2 separate regions of the Homo sapiens genome follow, and region 2 is linked to region 1. A link is a contact called in ENCODE Hi-C or POLR2A ChIA-PET data. All regions are on one chromosome and are shown on one strand. The core of a region is the stretch at or near the end of the contact, and the rest is flanking DNA. Distances in the headings are between cores, read along the strand shown.

Region 1 (2,700 bases), core at 153-2,652:
CACAGGATCTGCACACTATCGCTAATTTCAGTAAATGTTTTCACGGTCTTGGCTGTAGAGTTAATGCCTAACAAGTTCCAGAGGAACCAATTTCCTGCTGGAGGAAACTTCCTTACCAAGTTTCCTAATTATTCCCAGTCATTGCCCTGTAGAATCCAACTGGCCAGGGGAGGCTGTTAATAGGCCACAGGTGACAGCTACAGTTAGGTTACCAAGGAAACAGATCAACCATGCAGAGAGCGATGTTTGACACAAGGAGACCAGGGACCCGTAAATACATGTATTTCCTGCTGCCTCTTGTTTCCTGAGGTGGGGGGAATCAGGACATACATCCTTCCTCTCAAAGTCATTGAGAAATTGACTATAGTGAATTCTCCCAGCCAACATTCTGAAACTTTTTGGTCTCAAGACTCCTTTATACTTCTAAAATTTCTAGAAAACCCCAAAGAGTTTTTGTTTATGAAGATTATAGCAATTCATATTTACTATATTCAATATTAAAACTAAGACATTTAAAAACATTTATTTAACTCATTCAAAAATAATAATAACTCCGTTACATGTTGACAGAAATAACAATTTTGATCAAAGATATTTAAAAGGATGTTATTGTTTTACATTTTTGCAAATCTCTTTAATATCTGGCTTAGAACACAGCTGAATTCTGTTTCTGCATTCAATCTGTTGTGATATAATGCATCATGTAGCTTCTGGAAGACTACTGTACATTCTTGGGCAAATGAGAGATAAAAGGCAAATAATATTTTTAAATTACTATGAAAATAATTTTGATCTCACAGTACTCATAAAAGTGTCTCAGGGTCTCCCAGAGGCCCCAAAACCAACTCTCAGGACAACTATTCTAAACAAAACCGCACTAAAAGATGGTCATTGAATAGCTTTATCTGAATGAAACACAAAGCAAAGCAATAGACCAAGAGACAAGTTTACAATTATGAAAGTGGGAGCATCTGTGCTCTGCTCTTCATATTTCTGCTACTTTCGGCCATCCTGACCTACAAGGACTTCCAGCCTCTTGTCCAGACATCCTTATAATGACATCTGGCCCTAACACCAAAAATAGATTTACTACAATTTTCTTTTGAAACAGTGACTTGAAATTCTATAAACTACCAAGTATCAGCAGTCCATAGAGTTTTTTAGCAAAGGCTACAATGTTAGCAAAAAGCAGGTAATATTTGGCAACAATAATCACAGAGACTGAACAAATTTTCATTCGTAATAAACGCCTGATTTTCCCCACCTTTATAAAGGCCTGTCTGAGAAGCCAAAAGATAGGGGAAACACGAACTTTCTAAAAAGAATTGCCCTTATGTACTTCCCAGAAGTGGTTGTATCTTATGCCCAAATTGCATACGCTGATGGGATGGATTCTTTGGATGCCAAAAGAGTTGCACAAGGACACGTGATGATCTCAGGCAGTGTGTCAGACCTCCAAGAACATCCAGTATTGATTTGAACAACTCTGCCCACAATCTCTGCTTAAGACCTATTATTCCAGGCATACAGTCTACCCAATCTGGCCACCTCTGTAAGGCTGTTTGAGCCTGAGCTACATATTGGAGACAAGATCTTAGTGCACAGTCACTAACGCAATGCCTGGGGCACTTAAGCCCAACATGGGGGTACTTTCAGTTCCTGTTCTTTTATCACATGAGAGACAGTAGAATACACCTACTAGTCAAAAGCACAAACTCTGAAGTCCAAGAAATCTGTGTTCTAGTCCTACCCTGTCACAAAATAATTTTGAATATTTGGACAAATTATTTAGTATCTTTCAGCTCCTTTGTCAAATGGTATTGTTGTGAAGATTAAATGAGTTCATACACGTAAGGGACTTAGTAAGGTATAGAGTATTCAATAAATACTGGCTATTTTTTTAAGGGACGGGGTCTCCCTATGTTGCCCAAGCTGGTCTGGAACTCCTGGGCTCAAGAGATCCTCCTGCCTCAACCTCCAAAAGTGCTGGGATCATAGGCATGAGCCACCATGCCTATAGAGATAAATGTTGGTAAACCATAAGCAAGTTTAATTCCCTGGACTTTCAGCCGTGAGAGTATAGCAATTACACACTGTAGCCATTAGATGGCAGTAAGAATTTAGTCTATCTTTTGGCATAAAGCGCCAACTATTTCCTGGAGTTTTTATTCATCTAGGGCTTGGAGGCTTCACCCTCAAGCTTCTTCTTAGATCCACTTCCTTTGTCCTTGCTACCCTGTCCCCTGGTCTCTTAATTTGAACTGCTTGGTCTCTGGAAGCCCTGTAACATCATGGGTCTCTACTCTTCCCTCTGGTTTGCACATACTACATCCATTTGTGTCTGTCTCTTCCTCAGATACAAACCACATCAGCACAGGGCCTGTGCCACACTGATTCAATCTCTCTCCTCTATTGGATTTTTTTCATGGGACTTCAAACATTCTGCAATCTCTCCAGCTTAAGAAGATCCTCCCTGGATCAGGCAGCCCTCTCTAGGTATTGCTTTCTAACTCTGTCCCCACAATTCAGACCTCCGTTTTGAGCCTGACCTATATACCCCAGCTATCTATTTGACTGATTTCATGCAGGCATCTGACACCTTAGTCATTCAAAACTGGATTTCACCCCCAAAAGCCCTCTCTTCCAGCAATCCATATCTCAACAAATGGAACCCCCATCCACTCTCTCCTCCAACCAGAA
Region 2 (2,700 bases), core at 140-2,639, 180 kb after region 1:
TCAAGGAGCTTCTATGCTGGATTCCACAGCCACACACTCAAGTCTTTGTTGTCAGCCCTCCTCTCCCTTAGTCTGCACCCTCCCCTGAGCCTCTGCCTCAGCCTCCTCCCGGGCTCAGGATTCCCTGAATTTCCCTCTCCTCACACATCCTGTCTCTAAGCTCCAGATGCGCTTTTCCAGTCACTTGCAATGGGGTGACCTGCAGACGCTCAAACCTGGCACATCTGAATAGTAACTCACAATGCCCAACCCCTTCTCAAACCTGCTATTCCCACTGGGTTCCCTGAGGAGCCACTGTCCAGACCCCTCTTCCTCCAACATGCAGCTCTTCTATCGCCATCGCCACCATGAATAGAGCACTTAGTGCAGGCACCATGCTAAAAGCTTTTATTTATTAAATCATGGAATCCCCTGACGTCCCTAAAAACCATTCCACTTGTTTGCAGATAAGAAAACCGAGGCGGAAATCGTTAAACAGCCTTAGGTTACACAGTTAGGCAGAGCCCGGACAAAGAGCCCAGGCTGTCTGGCCTCAGTTGTGCTTTTCCTGCCGCTGTGCTGTCCTGCCTCGGGTCCCATGGGCTTGCCTCAGCTGTACCACTGACCTCAGGCCCCTCCTGGGCCGCATCTAGCTCTGCCCTGGGCTATTGAAGAGCCTGCTCACTGGTATCTCTAATTCCCTCTGGCTTCACCACAGACCCTGCTGCCAGGGCTGCCTATGATCCCCTCCCTTACAGGCGGGATCACTTCCCCAGCACCACCACACCCCTGCACCCCTGCAATTTTCCATTGTTTACAGGCAGCCTGGCCCTGTTCCAGACCAACTTCCCCAGTCCCATATAACCTCTCCAAGACCCTTCTTCTCCCTACTCATTCCCCACGTGTTACAGCCAGGCAGGCCGTCCACCCCAATGCTTTCCTAACTCCCGTGGCTTCCTCACCCCGTCTACCTTTACTGAGCTCTGTATCCTTTAATACCCAGCCTCAAAGGCCGTCTCTGCTGCAAAGCCCTGCCTGGTTCCCTGTCAGACTCCTCTGGCTCTCTCTGCTGTGCCCCCACGGGTCTTCACCTCTGGCTGGGTTGACTTCATACCACCTGGGATTATTGTTTGTTATCTGTGTCCATCTGTGTCCTCCAGTAACCCATGATCTTCACAGGCCAGTGCCCTGTGTTAGTCATCTCTGGGTCCCCGTGACTGACGGGGCTGGGTGCAGTGCGAGCCTCAGTACTGAAATGAACAGGGCCGGCCTACGAGGTCACTCCGCGATTTGGGGCAGGAAAGATCTGAGTTTCTTTCTGCACTCCCGTCGAGTCCTGCTGTAGAAACCACAAATGGGGAATGATCGTTGAATCCCAGAAGACTGAGCAGGAAGGGCCGCTGCAGGTCATCTGTGTTAATTCTTTATCTTTGAAATGTTGGAGTGAGGCCCAGAAATGAGAAAGACCTAGCCCACGATCACTCCACAGGGAGGAGTTGTGGTTGGAATTCAGACCCCTGGCTTCTAGCCCAGTGTGCTTTCTGCTTTGCTGAACCATTCCATCTTTGCTTTTTCTCTACACAAACCACCTACTACAATAACAACAATTGCTTATGCTGAAAATCAGCCCAGTCTCATAGCTCTGGAACCTCTCTTTGTCCCCTTCCAGATAACCACAGGACACTTTATTTTACACTTTTGTCATAATGATTTTACACTCTCATTTTTAAATTTAGTATTCTTTGTATTCTTTCGGGGGGGGGGGGTAATTAACCCTAAATTCTTGTAGAGAAATTAAGTTCTTAGAGTAGATTTCTGGGTTGCTTGTTTTCTTCCATTGACGTTTCACATGACATTCCTGTCCACCGTCACACTGCTTCAGTTGTTGCAGATGTGTATTTTCCTATCTAATGGGATTGGTGCTCCTCTCATTAGCCGTCATCAGAAATGTCTTTTATTTTCCTATCTAATGGGATTGGCGCTCCTCTCATTAGCCGTCATCGGAAATGTCTTTGCTTTTCTTACCTGTTTTGTTTGTTTTTGTTTTTTGCTGTTGTTTTTTTTTCCTTCCAGATAATCTATACCTGGGTTATCTAGAGGAATTAGGGGCAGACGAGTAGCTTATCCCAGTCTGCCCTAATCATGGGCATCCACACAGGTCAGCTGAATTGGCCACTCTTAATTCATGGCTCTGAAAATGGTAAAAACGGCCATTGATTGAGAGAAACAGGCAAAAAAGAGAGTAGTGGGGGCACCAATGCCCTGACTACCCCAAACTCTCACTGCTGCCCACTAATCTGCCATCCTGGGATGTGGGGCAGGATGGCCGCACCGTGTGGGCATGCTCTCACGGGAAAATGGAGGTGGTGTTGCTGATCGACACTAGCCAGCGAGGCAACATGGCCACACTGGCTTTCTTATCACAGAGCCCACGTTCACAAACCATCTTGGGGCTCGCCCTCCTTTCCTTAAATCATCACCACAGGGAAGCATAAAAAAATCTCTGTACATTATCAAGTTTCAGAATCCCCTTGGAATTTTGCTTTGAACTAAATGAAGTCTCATTTAGGAAGAATGACTGTCTTTAAAACAGTCTTCCTATCATATAGAAATACATTAGGAATCTCCATTTCTTCAAGTTCTTTTTATAAATCTCAGTTGCATTTTATAATCTTCTTTATATGAATCACAAATCAGTCTCATTGGTATTATTTTAAAACT

The links. Hi-C counts contacts between places; a loop is a spot of excess contacts on that map. ChIA-PET counts read pairs that join two places held with the same protein, here RNA polymerase II (POLR2A). Pooled maps may share reads with other maps.
Region 2: a map of endothelial cell of umbilical vein shows a loop between it and region 1 (3-fold over the local background). The contact joins two enhancer-like sites. A Hi-C loop is called at or near these places in 3 of 168 maps with a recorded cell type or tissue (aorta, endothelial cell of umbilical vein and posterior cingulate gyrus), 2 of 37 single-sample maps with no recorded cell type and 7 of 50 pooled maps. POLR2A ChIA-PET finds 5 or more read pairs at or near these places in 1 of 52 experiments (H1).

What each region holds. Positions count from the first base shown.
Region 1 is chr11:7,890,854-7,893,553 of GRCh38, forward strand. The region is part of intron 1 of LOC283299 (a long non-coding RNA gene); the gene reads right to left. Among named protein-coding and RNA genes, the nearest start is that of OR10A6, 39 kb to the right of the region's middle. Within about 2 kb of position 1,403, at least 3 of the 41 ENCODE cell types and tissues checked have a DNase peak (open chromatin) inside an H3K27ac peak, as active enhancers do.
Region 2 is chr11:8,067,667-8,070,366 of GRCh38, forward strand. TUB-AS1 (TUB antisense RNA 1) reads left to right here. Exons shown (of 3, transcript NR_120538.1): 3 at 1-1,707. It also overlaps a transcript of TUB not described here. Among named protein-coding and RNA genes, the nearest start is that of TUB-AS1, 9.0 kb to the left of the region's middle. Within about 2 kb of position 1,390, at least 18 of the 41 ENCODE cell types and tissues checked have a DNase peak (open chromatin) inside an H3K27ac peak, as active enhancers do.